Regions from separate parts of the Homo sapiens genome. Here regions 1 and 3 are each linked to region 2. A link is an interaction called in ENCODE POLR2A ChIA-PET data of the cell type or tissue named here. Cell type or tissue: MCF 10A. All regions are shown on one strand. Links, peaks and the distances in the headings refer to the core of each region. The heading gives the core; the rest is flanking DNA.

The links. ChIA-PET counts read pairs that join two places held together with the same protein. Peaks named below come from ENCODE experiments on the same cell type or tissue, not always from the same donor. Only the 100,000 strongest peaks of a DNase experiment are listed, where the experiment ranks them.
Region 1: POLR2A ChIA-PET joins it to region 2 with 5 read pairs; 4 of 35 experiments call an interaction of 5 or more read pairs at or near these places.
Region 3: POLR2A ChIA-PET joins it to region 2 with 7 read pairs; 12 of 35 experiments call an interaction of 5 or more read pairs at or near these places.

Annotation. Positions count from the first base shown.
Region 1 is chr4:86,829,184-86,834,183 of GRCh38, forward strand. SLC10A6 (solute carrier family 10 member 6) reads right to left here. Exons shown (of 6, transcript NM_197965.3): 2 at 4,123-4,241; 3 at 2,609-2,697. Among named protein-coding and RNA genes, the nearest start is that of SLC10A6, 18 kb to the right of the region's middle. In MCF 10A, for the core only: no CTCF peak of the experiment used is centred there; a DNase peak (open chromatin) is centred at 2,418.
Region 2 is chr4:86,923,308-86,931,606 of GRCh38, forward strand. AFF1-AS1 (AFF1 antisense RNA 1) reads right to left here. Exons shown (of 3, transcript NR_038841.1): 3 at 1,587-3,019. It also overlaps a transcript of C4orf36 not described here. Among named protein-coding and RNA genes, the nearest start is that of AFF1-AS1, 7.4 kb to the right of the region's middle. RefSeq lists a silencer at 1,690-1,984. In MCF 10A, for the core only: no CTCF peak of the experiment used is centred there; DNase peaks (open chromatin) are centred at 3,914 and 4,754.
Region 3 is chr4:87,039,890-87,044,889 of GRCh38, forward strand. All of the region lies in intron 2 of AFF1 (ALF transcription elongation factor 1), which reads left to right. Among named protein-coding and RNA genes, the nearest start is that of AFF1, 110 kb to the left of the region's middle. In MCF 10A, for the core only: no CTCF peak of the experiment used is centred there; no DNase peak of the experiment used is centred there.

The DNA of each region.
Region 1 (5,000 bases), core at 1-5,000, 96 kb before region 2:
GCGGATCACCTGAGGTCAGGAGTTCAAGACCATCCAGCCAACATGGCAAAATCCTGTCTCTACTAAAAAATACAAAAATTAGCCAGGCGTGGTGACACATGCCTGTAATCCCAGCTACTCAAGAGGCTGAGGCAGGAGAATTACTTGAACCCAGGAGGTGGAGGTTGCAGTGAGCCAAGATTGCGCCACTGCACTCCAGCCTGGGTGACAGAGCAAGACTCCGTTTAAAAAAAAAATGAAAGAAAGAAAGCCTCTGAATGTAACATCCCCTCTTCCTCTCTCTACCAAAGATTTCAAAGTTTAATATCCACCAAGAGCAAATGGGGAACACTTAAGTTTGTTCAGAAAATGTGTCAGATCTAAAATTAAAATGGAACTAAGGCCTCTGAATGTAACATCCCCTCTTCCTCTCTCTACCAAAGATTTCAAAGTTTAATATCCACCAAGAGCAAATGGGGAACACTTAAGTTTGTTCAGAAAATGTGTCAGATCTAAAATTAAAATGGAACTAAGAACAGGGAATGAAGATATACTAAAATAATGATTACATTAGCCTAGTTTTTTTTTTTTACTAAGGTAGTCTAGAATATTTATGCATATTATTAAATGTTTTGCCATAAATCCTATGAAATACCCAAAAGAAAAGAGTTTTAAATTTGCTCGTTACAGAAAATAAAACTGACATGTAAAAAAATGTATCTGGTTTCTCCATTGACACTGATGGACTGATAGAGGAGCTGGAAAACTCCAAAAGCATTATTTTTGTTATTGTTGTTAAATGCCCTTTTAAGAAAAATAATCAAAGATAGAGTACTTGAAAAGCAAGAAGTTTCCATGATCATTTCCCTCCTCTTGTTTTGTAAACAAAATCATAACTACCACACTGGAAATTTTCTCCTACTGAAATAACAATAATAAATGTGGAAAAGGGGCCAGGCACAGTGGCTCATGCCTGTGATCCCAACACTTTGGGAGGCCAAGGCCAGAGGATCCCTTGAGGCCAGGAGTTGCAAACCAGCCTGGGTAACATAGCAAGACCCTGTCTCTAAAAAAAAAATCTTTTTATTAGCAGGGCAGGATGGTGCATGCCTGTAGTGCTAGCTACCTCAGAGCTTGAGATGGGAGCATCATTTGAGCCTAGGAGATCAAGGTTGCAGTGAGCTATGATCGTGTCATTGCACTCCAGCCTGAGTGACAGAGCGAGACCCTATCTCAAAAACTTAATTAATTTTTAAAAATAAATGTGGAAAAGATGGGACTTTATTCCATGAGTACAGCTAAAAAAGGAGAGTGAAAATCAGGTGTGCACTATTGATGTTAAAGTCATCCATATGCAATACAAATGTACTATACTAAGCCATCCTCCAGCTCTCTGTGCCCAGCTGATTTTCTGCTTGGCAAGCCCTCTCCTCTCATTCTCCATCGCACTGAAGGAATGGTGGGAATGGTTTGGCCTTGTGCATAACTGGGAAAACAGTGTCCATTAGCACAGGCATATAGAGTGGCAATGTTCTGTGAGGTAGAGCCAAACGGCAAAAGCTTAAACCAAGCCAAACCATAAACCAGAAAACAAAATTAACTGAGATTTACTACATGAAACTCTAAATAACCCCAAATGTTTACTTCTTTATAAATGTAAAATATAACTGAAACATTTTTAAAATCTTCATGAAAGCCACACATATTACAACCTTCTATCTGCTAAAGTGATACATAATCAGAAAAAAAATGGAAAGCACCCTAGGAGACTCACACCATTGTTAAGAATGCCTCCTCTTTACGTTTTGTTGTTTTGTTTCATTTTTTAGAGATGGGGTCTCACTCTGTGATCCAGGCTCCAGTGCAATGGCATGATAATGGCTCACTGTAGCCTCAACCTCCTGGCCTCAAGCAATCCTCCCACCTCAGCCTGCCAAAGTTCTGGGATTACAGATGTGAGCCACTGCACCTGGCCTCTTGAATTATTTTTAAAAGCCATTTAACAAAGACATTTGCTTGTTTCTCCAGCAGACAAAGGGCAGGACTGCAAAGACAAGAGGAGGTAGAAAGTTCTAGTCACCATCATTCCATAGCTAGACTCCTCAGTGCTTCCTGGATGATTTCATTTAAACAGTCTTATTCATGTAGTCAGCAGCCCTTGCTCATGTGTACAAACAACAGCTTTGGCCGTGACCCCAGGAATGCTTCTGCAAGACAGCCCTTCCTCCTACTCTTCCAAGAAACCAGCCATATTACTAAACACTGGGGTTCCCTTTCATGCTCACTTGAACAGCTTCTGCCTCAAGAGCACCTGTGTGAAGCCTTGTTTATGGATGGGCCTGGGCTCTTCTGTCCACACACAGGCTTTAGCTTTCCTGACACTAAATCAATAGTTGCTTATTTTCCAGGGCGTCATAAGCCTCAGGGTACAGAACTATGGGAGTGGCAAAGCAAGGCTTACAGGGTGGAGGAAATATGATCCCTGGATCCAAAACCACAGGATGTGTAAGAAGAATTTCTGGGTGTGGGGCCGTACTCAACAAGCTCACTTGTCCCAGCCACTGCTCACTTCTGTCTTTCAGGCCCCTGAGTCTGAGGACGTGCCAACAGTGGCCATGAAGTCACTCACCTTGAGAATGATTTTGGATTGTTTTGGCCATCTGTAATTCACATAGACACCAAAGGCCACAGGAATGGTCAGGCACACAAGGGTAATTCCTAAAGAGAAGAAAAATCCATGAGAGGGTTTTCCCTCTCACCCTGACTGCACAGTACTTCCCAACAACTTCTATTTCAATTAGGTAACAGCTTTAAACTGACATTTTCCCATGCCACTTCCCAAGTCTGGATAAATGCCTACAATATTGGCTCCAAAGTTATATAAGCTGCTCATAACATTTTGCGTCTTGTGAGTGCCTTTCAGAACATATTATCAAAGCAGAATATATTAAATAACTTACTGATCAGAAAAAAAGTTGCACATAAAATCATGGTTTCTAAATTAAGGTTTCCCTCAAATTTTACAGATTCAGTGGGCTCCCGCTATTGTGAGGAAGTGGGTTCATTCATGGTTTTGAACTATGGGCCATGGGTTGTAAGCCTTCAAGGTGTTTACCTGAGACACCAGATTGACACTGAGAGTCTTAAGAATCATAGTGTTGGCCAGGCACGGTGGCTTACACCTGTAATCCTAGCACTTTGGGAGGCCAAGGTGGGTGGACTGCCTGAGCTCAGGAGTTTGAGACCAGCCTGGGCAACACGGTGAAACCCTGTCTCTCCTAAAATACCAAAAAAATTAGCCGGGTGTGGTGGCCTGCACCTGTAGTACCAGCTACTCGGAAGGCTGAGGCAGGAGAAGGCAGAAGTTGCAGTGAGCCGAGATTGCACGACTGCACTCCAGCCTGAGTGACAGAGCAAAACTCTGTCTCAAAAAAAAAAAACAAAAAAACATAGTGCCTATCACTTTTTCAAAAACTGACCACACTAGAAAAGGCAGATCATTTCACCACATTTCTCTTCTAAGCTTGCTAAACCCACAGAGATCTTTAGGAAAATGGCAGACTTTCATGAGAAATAATATTCAGAAGAGGAGATAATGAAAGAGATATGGGTGAGACTGTGACATGTAGATGAGTTTTCATAATCAGTAAGAATTATTTACATTCAACCTCCAAGAAAAAGTCAAGGTTCGCAGGCAATGTGAAAGGTGAAGTCACAGGAAGGTCTAATTAGAGCCACTAGATCCAGTTAAACCTTGGAGTATAAAGAGTCCAATTGCTTTATAGTCTAATTACATAAGGGTTTGATTCCTGCTTTTTCAAAGTAAATTATCTGGCTTTCTTTTTTTTTCAAAAATGCACTCTTATAGGGATGAAAGTTTGCACTTTGTAGTCAGATTCCCGGGTTAGAACTCCAGTTCCGTACTTACCAGCTGCATAATCTTGATCAAGTTACTAAACCTCTTGAAGCCTGAAGACCTAGGAGACTGAACTGGTAACAGAATCTATACTGTAGGGTTCTTTAAGGGATTAAATTAAGTACTACCAAAAAAATCCCTGCATAAAGAGTTATATAATTAAGAACAGCTATTATTAGTATCATCACCATTACTGTTAGTCCTCCATTTCCCAGGCCCATACAGACCTATGTTCTGATAAGGAATGGTGAGATTCTGCTGAAGACTCCAGGACCAGGTGTAGAGATAAATGCAGAGTGGCATCATTCCCAGGGCGGCCACGGTGGAACAGGTTGTCATACTGATGCTGAAAGTAAAATTAATACAATGCTTAGGAGGGAGCATTGGACATGAAGAATTTAGTCTTTACCAAAAGCAACTCCTAGGACACAATTTCCTAGAGATTACATGGACTAAGCTCCTTGGAGCTCATTTCTCTCCCGTTGTTTAACAAACGATGGCTATATTTCTGGTCTACAAAGAGATTTCCAGTAGTTCTTGTCATCCATCAATTACCTCATATTTATTTTACTATCTACTTGCCTTAAAATTCTGCTAGGCACTATAGAATTATTTTCTTATCTAGTTCTTTTTTATTGAAGTATAATCCACAAGCCATAAAATTCATCATTTTAAATTATACAATTCAGCAGTTTTTAGTATAGTCACAACATTATGCAATAATAGCACCATTTCCAGGATAGTTTCATCACCCCAGAAAGAAACCCCATCCCCATTAGCAGTCACTCCCCAATCCCTCCTTCCCCTAGCCCTTAGCAAGCACAAATCTACTTTCCGTCTTTATAGGATTACCTGTTCTGGACATTTCATATCAACAGAATCATACATGCAGCCTTTTTTCTGTGTCTAGCTTCTTTCCCTTAGCATAACATTTTCGACGTTTGATAATAGTTTGGCTGTTTGTCCTCTCCAACTCTCATGTTGAAATTTGATTCCCAACGTTGGAGGCGGGGGCAAGTGGGAAATATTTCGGTCACAGGGGCAGATCCCTCATGAACAGGCTGGTGCCATTCTCGTGGGATTCACTGAGTTCTCACTCAGTTCT
Region 2 (8,299 bases), core at 2,049-7,048:
CTTGAACACCTGGGCTCAAGTGATCCTCCTACCTTGGCCTCCTAAAGTGCTGGAATTACAGGCATGAGCCCTTGTGCCCAGGTTCTGGTATTCTTTAGAGTTATCCTTTATCTGTCTTAATAGTTAACCATGTTTTATTAGTTAGTAACCTTTATATTAAATTTTTCCTGCTGGGTGCAGTGGCTCATGCCTGTAAGCCCAGCACTTTGGGAGGCCAAGGCGGGTGGATCACCTGAGGTCGGGAGTTTGAGACCAGCCTGGCCAATGTGGTGAAACCCTGTCTCTACTAAAAATACAAAATATTAGCCACATGTGGTGGTGGCAGGCACCTGTAATCCCAGCTACTTGGGAGGCTGAGGCAGGAGAATGACTTTGAACCAGAGCTGCAGAGGTTGTAGTGATCTGAGATCGCACCATTGCACTCCAGCCTGGGCAACAAGAGTGAGACTCTGTCTCAAAAAAAAAAAAAAAAAAAATTCCTGATAAATTATTGGTATAATTTCTGTCTCCTGATTGATAACACCATAAGCTTATTTATTTTCTCCCTATTTTAAAGTTGTCAAATCCATATTATTACTCGTGCAAAATAAATATATTAGCATGCTTTCATGTCATATTAATATTTTCTAGGAATTTAGTTCTGAGTTGTAATTGAAATAGTTTCTATTTCTCTTTTCTTTGGTTCTTTTATTTGGATTTTACTTACATGTTTGATACCTTCTGATATTGCTCCCTCTCTCTTTTTTCTTTTGAGACAGGGTCTCACTCTGTTGCCTAGGTTGGAGTGCAGTGGCACAATCATAGCTTGCTGCAGCCTCAACTTCCCAGGTCCAAGCCATCCTCCAACCTAAGCCTCCCAAGTATCTGTGACCATAGGCGCATGCCACCACATGTGGTTGTTTCTTTTTTTGAAACAGAGTCTCACTCTGTCACACAGATTGGAGTGCAGTGGTGTGATCTCAGCTCACTGCAACCTCTGCCTCCTGGGTTCAAGCGATTCTCCTCCCTCAGCCTCACAAGTAGCTGGGATTACAGACGTGCATCGGCACACCTGGCTAATTTTTTGTATTTTTAGTACAGATGGGGTTTCACCATGTTGGCCAGGCTGATTTTGAACTCCTATCCTCAAGTGATCCACCCCCCTCGGCCTCTCAAAGTGCTAGGATTACAGGCGTGAGCCACCACACCAGGGCCATGGCTAATTTTTTTATTTTTTATAGAGACAAGGGCTCACTATGTTGCCCAGGCTGGTCTTGAACTCCTGGGCTCAAACGATCCTCCTGCCTTGGCTTCCCAAAGTGCTGGCATTATAGGCATGGGCCACCACACCCAGCCTCTGATATCTCTTAAAGCAGTATGAATTTCTGCTTCTCTTATAATGTGGGTCCTTGTGTGACAAATTTTCTGTGAACTTGTATGCTTGAGGCTTAATGTCAGCTTTACTATGCTTTTATATTTGAATGATAATTTAAGTGGTAACATATTTGTGTGCTAGCACATTCTCACATTGCTATAAAAAATACCTGAGATTGGGTAACTTATTTAAAAAAGAGGTTTAATTTACTCATGGTTCTGCCAGCTTACAGGAAGCATGGTGCTGGCATCGGCTTATCTTCTTGGGAGGCCTCAGGAAACTCTGAATTATGGCAGTAGGCAAAGGGGGAGCAGGCACGTCACATACCCAGAGCAGGAGCAAGAGAGAAAGAGAGGAAGTGCCACACATTTTTAAATGATGAGTTCTCTCAAGAACTCACTCACTGTCATGAGGACAAACCAGGAAGATGGTGTTAAACCATTCATGGAAATCTGCCCCCATGATCCAACCACCTCCCACCAGGCCCCACCTCCAACATTGCAGATTACAGTTCAACATGAGACTGGGGCAGGGACATATATCCAAACTGTATCAATTTGTCAGTCTCATATATATATGAGACCGAGTCTCACTCTGTCGCCCAGGCTGGAGTGCAATGGCACGATCTTGGCTCACTGCAACCTCCGCCTCCCAAGTTCAAGCAATTCTCGTGCCTCAGCCTCCCAAGTAGCTAGGATTATGGGCATGCACCACCACATCTAGCTAATTTTTGTATTTTGAGATGGGGTTTTGCCGTGTTTGCCAGGCTCGTCTCAAACTCCTGAGCTCAAGTGATCTGCCCGCCTTAGTCTCCCAAAGTGCTGGGATTATAGGCATGAGCCACCACACCTGGCCCCCAAACTATAACAATTTGAATGATAATTTATTTAGAATTTTAAATATGAAATTCTAAGCTCTAGGTTTGTTTCACAATACTTAATATTACTCCTTTGTCTTCTTGCAGCACATGTGCTGTTGAGAAATCTAATATCAATATGATCCTTGTTCCTTCATAGATAACATGTTCTTTCTTTCTAGAAGATTTCAGAATTTCTTCTTTATGTATGTTACTTTGACATTTCATTCTAATGTATCTAGTGTGGATCTTTCCTTTTCTCTTTGGCACCTTTATAAACTTTTCAATCTGAAATCATTCATCTTAAATTATAAGAAATTTAATGTTATTTCTTTGACTATATCATCTTTTTTTTTCCTTTTTTTTTTTTTTTTTCTGAGACAGAGTCTTACTCTGTCGCCCAGGCTGGAGTGCAATGGCACGATCTCAGCTCACTGCAACCTCTGCCTCCCAGATTGAAGCAATTCTCCTGCCTCAGCCTCCCGAGTAGGTGGGATTACAGGCTCCCACCACCACGCCTGGCTAATTTTTTGTATTTTTTAGTAGAGATGGGCTTTTGCCATGTTGACCAGGCTGGTCTTGAACTCCTGACCTCAGGTGATCTGCCCACCTTGGCCTCCCAAAGTGTTGGGATTACAGGCGTGAGCCGCCGTGCCTGGCCTATGTCCTCTTCTTCCTTTTTGTTTCTAATTTCCCCTCTTGGGACTCACATAGGTGCTGACACTTGTACTTCCATCCTGTCATGCTGGACCCGTTGACTTCATTAGGGATGGTACCATGTTTGAGAGGCCGAAGAAGAGACTTGGAACCTGCAAACAAGACAGGGTTTATTGAGGAGACTTAAATACAGGGTGGTCTAGTGTTGGTGGGCTGGACAGGAGAACCACAACCAATTGTAAAAAGCATGCAATTTATATAGCATTTTCACTTAACACACTTCCCCTAGCAACCTCCACCTGGCAATGTTCATTTAACCCAAAACAAAAGAGGGCCTCCATCCCCTGTACAGCCTGCATTCCAGGGAATAGGCTGCAGGTTATGGTCCTCATAGATAAGGAATGAATCTCCGGGTTGGCCACTCCTAGATTCCTTAGCTTGGAACTCCAAACACACATTCTTCTTAGACGATAGGGTCATTCTCAGGGTATGCTTACGTTATTGCTGTCAGGTGAGTCTGCCATACAGGGTCATTCTCTGGGTATACTTACGTTATTGCTGTCAGGTGCATCTGCCATACCGGGTCATTCTCAGGGTATGTTTATGTTATTGTTGTCACATGTGCCTGCCGTACAATCCTCCATATTTCTTTGATATGTTTTATGCATTATCATTTCCTGCTGGCTTTTCCATCTGTTTAGCTGTGAGTTTTTAGAGGAGGGCCTCAACAAACCATGGGAAACTACAACCTAACACCCACTTTTGTAAATAAAGTTTTGTTGGAATAATCATATTCATTCTCTATGTACTGCCTATGGCTGCCTTTGTGCTATAATAGCAGAGTTGAGTAGTTGTGACAGAGACCATGTGGCCCATAAAACTTAAAATGTTTACTATCTGGCCCTTTACAGAAAAAGTATGCCCACCCCCATTCTAGAAGATAGGAGTCATCTTGTTCTATTTTCCCTCCTAAGGGCCTAGAATGTACCCTGCCCAGGCTTGTTGAATGAATGAATACATGAATAAATAAGCTTCAAAGGACAGATATATCAAAAGGTGGAGGCCGGGCATGGTGACTCATGTGTGTAATCTCAGCACTTTTGGGAGGCTGAGGTGGGAGAATTGCTTGAACCCAGCATGGGCCACATAGCAAGATCCAGTCATGTGTTTTTGTTTTTGTTTTTGTTTTTATTACAGGTAGAACTAGAGCATTCTAGCTAAAGGGAACAGAAATAGAATAAGTAAATACGTACAAGTGAAAATCAAGGGCAGCTTTCCAGTAGAGCAAAATGTCTAGCAAAAGTGAAGTCAGAAAGACTGGTTTAAGAAATATTCTGGGGCCAGGCATGGTGACTCATGCCTGTAATCCCAGCACTTTGGGAGGCCGAGGCGGGTGGATCATGAGGTCAGCATTTCAAGACCAGCCTGGCCAAAATGCAAAATGGTGAAACCCTGTCTCTACTAAAAACACAAAAATTAGCCAGGCGTGGTGGTGGGCGCCTGCAATCCCAGCTACTCAGGAGGCTGAGGTAGAGAATTGCTTGAACCCGGGAGGTGGAGGTTGCAGTGTGCCGAGATCACGCCACTGCACTCCAGCCTGGGCAACAAGAGCGAGGCTCCATTTCAAAAAAAAAAAAAAATTCTGGAAAGCCTGGAGTCTAGAATGAGGAGTTGATACTGAATTCCCTTTGCAATTGCCACATATATCACATGACCAGAGGTATAATTAAGGAAGATTCATCTGAGAGTGGAGGTTGCTGTAATGGTGAAGTTCTAAAGAGCTGACTCAGAATGGTGATGGAAAGTTTCTGAGAGACAATGCAGCTGGGTGGAAAGAGATGGGCTTCACAGCCAAACATCTACAACCCAGCCCCACAACATCCCAACTGTGTGACGTTAGGCAGTTGCTCAATCTTTCTGATTCGTAGCTATTTGTCAAACATGGTGATTCAGTGAGGATCCAGTTACAAAAATAACACTCATGCCAGGTAGTTCAGTGGAGAAAATTTAATACTGAAAGACCCAAAAGGGGAAGGTGAGACTATTCAGGCATTAAGCAACTGCCACCCTAAGGTGGGGACTAAGGGAGAACTTAGTGTTACAGGAGCTCAGGAGGCAGGGCTGTTCATTGGGATCTGTAGAAGCTGGGGCTATGGGGGAGGTGCTGCCACTGGGCCAGAGCCATTGCCCAGAGCAGAGAAAGAAGAGAAATGCCCAGGAGTTGCCTCTCTTCCTGCCCTTCTATCTCCTCCCAGTGCCTTCCATTGGCCAAACCCACCCAGAAGCCAGTTTCCCAGCAAAGAAGCCCTGAAAAGGTGGTTTGGGAGAATCTACCCCGTGACTGAAGGCAGAGTAGAGGAAGGGCACCTAGACTAGACTAGACTAGATTTGAGGCAAACGAGCAGATGACCTGTGCCATCTATCTCTGACTTGGGGTTGTGTTGAAGCAGGCTGAGCTGACACTGTGGGCTTCCACGTAGTATACAATCAGTAAATGGTAAATGTTCTTTTTTTCTTTTTACATCTCCATCCTCATTTTTTACCATTCGTCCCCAAATTCAGACATATTGATGTCTTTTTAGTTTCTAAAGGTCACTATGAACTCTATGACTTTGGGACCTGTGGATATTTAACTCCCTCTGCCCACGAAGTTTCATGTCCCCGTTTGATCACACACATTTTCCCCAACTTCCTCTTTTCTTTTCTTCTTTCAAAAATTTTTTTTCTTCCTCCTTCCCTCTCCTTCTCTCTTCTCCCTCTTTTGTTTTAGAATTCATCTTAGTTACTACCTCTGCCAGGATGCCTTCCCCAAGTCCTTTAGTGTTTGTTGGATGTCCCTGTCTGTGCTCTGATAACCTCCTATGCTCTATCATGTGTGCCTCTAGCCTAGCACTGAGCAAGACATAGATTTATTTTTTCTTTCCGTATGAGTTTTCTGTCGCTGCATAACAAATTACCACAAACTCAGCAGTCTAAAACAACACTCATTCATTACCTGACAATTTCCATAGGTTGGACTTGCGGCATGTTTTACCTGGGTCCTCTGCTCGGGATCTCACTAGGCTGAAATCAAGGTGTAGCCAGATGTATCTTCATCTGGAGGCTTGACTAGGGAAAGTTCATTTTCAAGTTCCCTTGGCACAATCCATTTCTTATGACTGTGGCCTTTTTTTATTTTATTTTTTATTTTTACTAGCTGTTGGCCAGAGGCCACCCTCAGCTCCCAGAGGATGCTTTCAAGTCCTTGCTATATGGCCTCTATACAGCATGGTAATTTGCTCCTTTAGGGCCAACAGAAGAGAAGCTGCTGCAGCTTTGGATCTCTCTGACTTACTCCTTCTTTGGCTCCTAGATCCTCTTTTCAAAAAAGAGCTCACCTGGTTCAGTCAGACCCAACCACACTCAAGGAGAGGAAATGAAATCATGTGGGATTGGGAATCTTGGGAGCCATCTTAGACTTCTGCCTACCACACTCTCCTTCTAGATACGAACTCTCTGAGAACAAGGTTATTCTCTTACTTCTCTTTATATCCCCAGAACTGAGCAGAATTAGTACCTGACAGTAGCTATTTAATACAAGAATAAAGACATAAAACAAAAAAAGGGAAGAAAACTCATAAGGAAGGGAGAGATTTAAGAGGAAAGTTAAATATGACTTGGTAATAATGGACACTTGAATCAGAATCCCGAGTCTATAATGGCACCATTAACAAAAGTTGAGAACCAAATAACAGGAATTGGGTAGTATAAGTTCCACGTTAGATACATTGAATTTATTTTGCCTGTGGGACAACCACATGGAATTTCTTGCAAACCAATGAGGGTGATAGTCTGGAACTTAGAAGAGAGATGTGGGTTGGGATGAAACAAAGTATTGAGTGCTGAGTTCTTGAAGTTGTGACATAGTCTTTAGGGTGCTCTTACCTCCAATCCTGCTCCACCGGGGCACTGTTACTTAGCTTTTCTAGTCTAACCCTCTCTATTATTTCTTTTCCTTCCCACTTCTCAACTATTTGACTTTCCCATAATCATTCAGGTTTCCTTTTCCTCTTCTTATTTAGTCCTCCAGATATAACTGTCAGCATGAAAACCCCATTGCCAGCTCCCTTGAGCCTGCTGATGTGAATTTCACACTGATAGACACTAGTTGAAACACTTATACTAATCTAATTTTGTGTATAGTGTTAAGAACATGGCCTTCAGCCATGGAAGAGCTGAGTTCAAATTCTACTTCTACTATTTAATTGGTTATGTAATCATGATCAAGATGAAATATCTCTCTGAGGTTATAACTTCTTTATTCATGAACTAGACAATATACCCACATTTTCAAGGAGATTAAATAAAGTTATATGTGTACAATGTCTGGGAAATTGTGGAAACTCAGTTAAATCCCTACATTTGTTTTGGGGGATGAAAAAATATTATTGTGCTCACATTGTGTTTTGTTCCAGCTGCACTGGAATTTTGCAAATTACTACTTTAAATGTGAAATCAGTTGAACAATACAACTACATGACTAAAAAGCATTCACAGTCCCCACTGGATTTGGGGAGTAGTGTGTAGCAATGAGGAAAAATTTACATACAATATGAACCTCATATTTGTTAGAAAAAGTGATGTCAGGTCACTAGGAATCACGTTTTCTGCAAAGTATTCATCACAAAATACAGACAGTTATTTTAATTATAATAATTGTGCACCTGGTTCTTCTTACAGCAAGTTCACATTTGCATATCTGCCTCCCAGATAGAGACAGATAACTAAGAATTTCTCTATCTGCCCACAATCTATACCTGGCTTTCTGTACATTTTCTTGCATAACCTTAGGGATTATAATTGTAGCCTGACTGTCTCCAATCCACTTTCATGTGGCAGTCTCAGTAATCTTTCTAAAATGCCACATGATCAAATCAATCTCCTACCCACCGCATTTAGGATGAAAGGAAAGCTTTGTAGGTTGGCATGTAGTGCCCTTCACTATCAGTTTCTGGTTGACTTTTCCTGTCCTATTTCATATCACTGCCCCCCTCATAATCTTTGCCTTGAAGTCCCGCTCCTCCTCTTGATTTCTGTTCTTTTTTGGGAACTGGCCCTTCCTCTACTTCCCTTAACCTGGCTTAGACTAATCCTTCCTCCTTTTTCATCCCTCCTCAGTGCCAGCATCTCCCTCTCCTCATCTACACCGCTTTCCCCGGAGTCTGGGTTGGCTGTTTAATTTAATTTTTTTGTTTTTGTTTTTGAGGTGGGGTCTCATTCTGTCACCCAGGCTGGAGTGCAGTGGCATGATCATACCTCAACGCATCCTCGACCTCCAGGGCTCAAGTTATCCCCCTACCTCAGCCCCTGAAGTAGCTGGGACCTCAGTTGTGCACAACCATGCCTAGCTAATTTTTTTGCTTTCTGTAGATACAGGAACTCACTACGTTGCC
Region 3 (5,000 bases), core at 1-5,000, 110 kb after region 2:
GTTTTTATATTTATTTATTTATTTATTTTTGAGATGGAGTCTCGCTCTGTAGCCCAGGTTGAAGTGCAGTGGCGCGATCTCGGCTCACTGCAGCCGAGATCTAGCGATTCTCCTGCCTCAGCCTCCCAAGTAGCTGGGATTACAAGCACGTGCCACTACGCCCGGTTAATTTTTGTATTTTTAGTAGAGACAGGGTTTCGCCATGTGGGCCAGGCTGGTCTCAAACCCCTGACGACCTCAGGTGATCCTCCCACCTCGGCCTCCCAAAGTGCTGGGATTACAGATGTGAGCCACTGTGACCGGCCCACAGTTTTTATAACTGAAAGAGCAGCTTCATGCCATTGGCCATCCTTCTCTCAAAGGGGTCCTCTGTTAGGTCGTTCCTCAAGGACAGGCCTGTGTGGATCAGTTTAACCAAACATCAATTTTGTGGCTCTGAGATGACCCTGCTGGCGGAGATGATACTAAATTGTTGATGTGTACCTTTTTGAGACTAAAGAAATATGAGTGGTTATAAGTTAGCACACTTTAGCACACCTTCTTTGTCTTCACTGCTTTATTTAACGCAGCCTGACAGCTTTGCTAGCAGAACTGTGGCTGAGAGTATAAGCTTTCTTGCCAGGCATTGGTGAATGTTCAGGTCTACCATTTGTGAGCAAGTCAATCCCCTCACCCTTTTTTTTTTTTTTTAATTGAGACAGACTTTGACACTTGTTGCCCAGGCTGGAGTACAGTGGCGCAATCTCGGCTCACAGCAACAACCTCTGCCTTCCAGGTTCAAACAGTTCTCCTGCCTCAGCCTCCGTAGTAGCTGGGATTACAGGCGCCTGCCACCACACCCAGCTAATTTTTTGTATTTTTAGTAGAGACATAGGGTTTCACTATGTTGGCCAGGCTGGTCTCAAACTCCCAACCTCAGGCGATCCACCCTCCTCAGCCCCCCAAAGTGCTGGGATTACAGGCGTGAGCCACCATGCCCTGCTTTTTTTTTTTTTTTTTTTTTTGAGATGGAGTCTTGCTTTGTTACCTAGGCTGGAGTGCAGTGGCATGATCTCGGCTCAGTGCAACCTCTACCTCCCGGGTTCAAGTGATTCTCCTGCCTCAGCCTCCTGAGTAGCTGGGATTACAGGTGTGCGCCACCACGCCCAGCTAATATTTTGTATTTTTAGTAGCCACAGGGTTTCACCACGTTGGCCAAGCTGGTCTCGAACTCCTGACCTCAAGTGATCCGCCCACCTTGGCCTCCCAAATTGCTGAGATTACAGGCGTGAGCCACCCCACCTGGCCGCAAGTCAATCTCTGAGCTAGCTTTCGTTCAGTTGGAAAATGGGGTTAATAATCCCACTCTCACAGGGTTGTTGTGAAAATTAAATAGAAAACTGATGTGATAGTGCCAAAATCAGTGTTGACTAACATGTTAAGTGATGTCATTCCTTGGCCAGGCTGCTGCTGCTGTTATCATTGCTTTTGTATTTTGGTAAGCCCCAAAAAGGATGTGCTGTCTTTTACCCCTGGAGATCCCTTGGAAACTTGTTCAACATACAAGCCTTGGGGCCCATGTCAGGCCTACTGCCTTAGAAACTCTGTAGGTCTCTGTGATCTGTGTTTTGACAAACCCTCCAGCTAACTGACTCAGGTTTGAGAACCTCTTAGCTAATGCAAAGTACCATCTAAAATCAGCTAAGGAGAACTTGTAACTCACTATATTCTATTCGGAACAGTGGGAAAGAATGGCCAGGCTGATGTTGGGATACATTTTTCCTTAACACAGGACTGGAAAAAAAAAAAGACACCTTTATTAAAGTGACAGTTAACTTATAGTTATTGAAAGGTGATTATTGACAGCTGGGCGTGGTGGCTCACGCCTATAATCTCAACACTTTAGGAGACTGAGGTGGGTGGATCACTTGAGGTCAGGAGTTTGAGACCCGTGTGGCCAACTTGGTGAAACCCTGTCTCTACTAAAAATACAAAAATTAGCCAGGCGTGGTGTCGGGTGCATCTAATGCTATCTACTCGGGAGGCTGAGACAGGAGAATCACTTGAACCCAGGAGGCAGAGGTTGCAGTGAGCTGAGATCACTGCACTCCAGCCTGGGCGACAGAGCGAGACTCCATCTGGAAAAAAAAAAAAAAAAAAGTTGCTACAGAGTTTGTGAATCATGTAGGGTATTTGCCGCCTCCTAAAATTCCCTCATTAAAAAATTTTCCCATCTGCCCCTTCCTTGCTTACACCTTGGTTTAAACAGTGATGTGTATAGGCTCAACAAAGGTTTACTCATGGTATGAATAGTGGGTTTATTTTTAAAATTTCATATTCCTTTATCTCAAAATGGAACCAAGAAAAAGAAAATATTCACAAAAGATTTGCCTGGGAGCTTTTAACAGATCATTCCCTAAGCCATTGCAAATTTGCAGCAAGAAACCAGAAAGCTATTTAATGTGACTGGCAAAACAATTTAGTTGCAAGGAGAAAGGAGGCAACCCAGAGCAGGGGCTCAAAGCCTACCTCTACTCTGTGAACTTCCTGCCTCTTCGGTCTTCCTCTGCCCTGCCCAGGAGCTTTTGTGAGTTCCACCCAAGAGGGAGTTGTTGGACAGTGTGGGGAGAGCAAGTGTCTTTCACAAAGCCTGGACCTCATAAAACTCATCCTACCAGTGATATCCATGATGTCTTTTTTCACCTCACTACTTATAGGGCTTTTAGTTGAAGGGTGATGGTGAATCATAAAAAGAAAATTTGTCTCGAAATAGGTGTAGAATTACATGTCTGCCGATAAAATCTTAACGTGGGTTTAAAAAAATTTTTTTGACACTAATGAAGTAAAACCTTAATTAACTAGAATCCTTAATTTAATAGGATTTCCTCCCTGTGGGAGAATTCTTGATTTTAGAATCACATAGTAATAAACCAGTGTTAGGAATTCTGTGAAAGAATGGCTTAATTGTGTTCTTCTGGTTATTTCTGTGGCAATTTTCAGTATTTTGGAATGAAAATCTGGAAGTATGGGAGAAACCCAACTGATGCTGAAATAAGGCTAATACAAGGCTGAGTTGATTGATTTAAAAATATTTTAGTAATGTAACTTCGTTAAAGGAAAATTGAGTGTGTGGAATTGATGAGAAAATTGAGGACTCTGAGCAGCCTGTTAGTTGAGGTGTAACTGTTCACACCCTCCCTTTTGGATCCTGGACTGAGAATTGCCATTTGGAGTTCCCTTCTCTGAGACAAAGGTAGCATTTATTTAGAAGGGGCGGAGCTCTGCCCTGTGAAGCGGAGCCTAAGGCTGTGAACACTGACTGGCTATAGGGGCTCTGCTGTTTTAAGTGGCATATCAGAGAGGGGAGAACTCCCTTGGTGGTGAGAATAGCCAAGCAGACAAGCACATGCCCATGGTAAGCTTTCCCCACCCGCTCACCCATAGGCCTGTCTTGACTGCTGCAAGGTGCATGCACTGGATAGTTTGGGAGAATAGAAGCTTAGATGCTCAGAGGATGGTTGCCTGCTTAGCTCCTCCCTGCAAAAACTGGCTCAAAGTGGCTATAAAACAAGTTTGAAGGAAAAAGTGATTTCCTAATCAGCCTGCTTACTTGGCTTCTATGGTTATATGCTAATGGCATATGATCTTTTGAACCAACAAGAGGAATTACCAAAATGATAAAATAATTGAAGGAATTGAGTGTCATCAAGTCCAGTGTGCTACTGCCAACTGGAAGTAAGTTTAACTGAAACAGGTGAGACTCAGACTTCATTACAGAAGATTACACGACCAGTTTCTGGTTCAGCAGCTTCTTCTTTTCAGTATTTTGACTGGCATAAATTATTAACTTTGTGGTTTTAAGAGTTCTTTTAAAATCTGATATTGCAATATCCATCATCTAGGAAAAGTTTTTGATACACACAGGTCTAAGAAGATAATTTTTTCTTTCTTTCTTTCTTTTTTTTTTTGAGACGGAGTCTCGCGCTGTTGCCCCGGCTGGAGTACAGTGGTGCGATCTCAGCTCACTGCAGCCTCCGCCTCCTGGGTTCAAGCAGTTCTCCTGCCTCAGCCCCCAGAGTAGCTGGCACTACAGGCGCCTGCGACCACAGCCAGCTAATTTTTGTATTTTTAGTAGAGATAGGGTTCACCATGTTGGCCAGGATGGTCTCGATCTCTTGACCTCGTGATCCACCTGCCTTGGCCTCCCAAAGTGCTGGGATTACAGGTGTGAGCCACTGCGCCTGGCCTAAGGAGATAATTATTTACCACATTGTAGTGAATTCAGTCAGGCAGCTAATTTCTCTCCATACATCCTACTCCCATAGATTAAAAGGCTATAGAAATACTAGATTACTTTTTAGATGATTTTTTAAAATAATTTTTGCATGTGTCTTCCAGAGTTAAATCTTTTTTAAATAGTTGTAAGTTTGTAAAAATACGTAAGTGTAGTGGCTGTTTTTTAATCTAAAAGTATTTAATGATTAGCTTCTATGCAGAGTACCATGCTTTAGCACCAAGAGAGGTGCTAAATTTGCGAGGTTCGTTTCTGATGGAGTTCACATGCTAGGGGAGAAGGGAGGAGGAGAGAGAACTAATTGATGTGTTAGGTAAGCACATACTTGGTGGATTTGAGGAAGCCTTTAGAGTGAGTGACATTTGAATCATTCCAGAGATTTGCCAGAAGCTGAAAATTAAGGATGGGGGTGTGTGGTGGAGAGAGAAGCAGTGGAAATTTGTGGCTGGAATGAAAGCATCAAAGTCTAGGATATCACTGAGGAATGGGGAGTAGTCAGGTGTGACTGGAATGTAGAGGTAGTTTGTAAGAGAGTCATACTTCCTAGGGAAGCTGGCTCTGGAAGAATTGGTTATCTTTCAGTAAAGAGAGCCTGGTGGAAATTAGAGCAAGAGGCTGCCTTACAGGGTATGCTCAGGGGATGGACGTGACTGACTGACTGTCAAGTAGAATGCATGTGACAGGCCTGCAAGGGGACAGTAGATAATTTCTAGAGAGTAGATCTGCG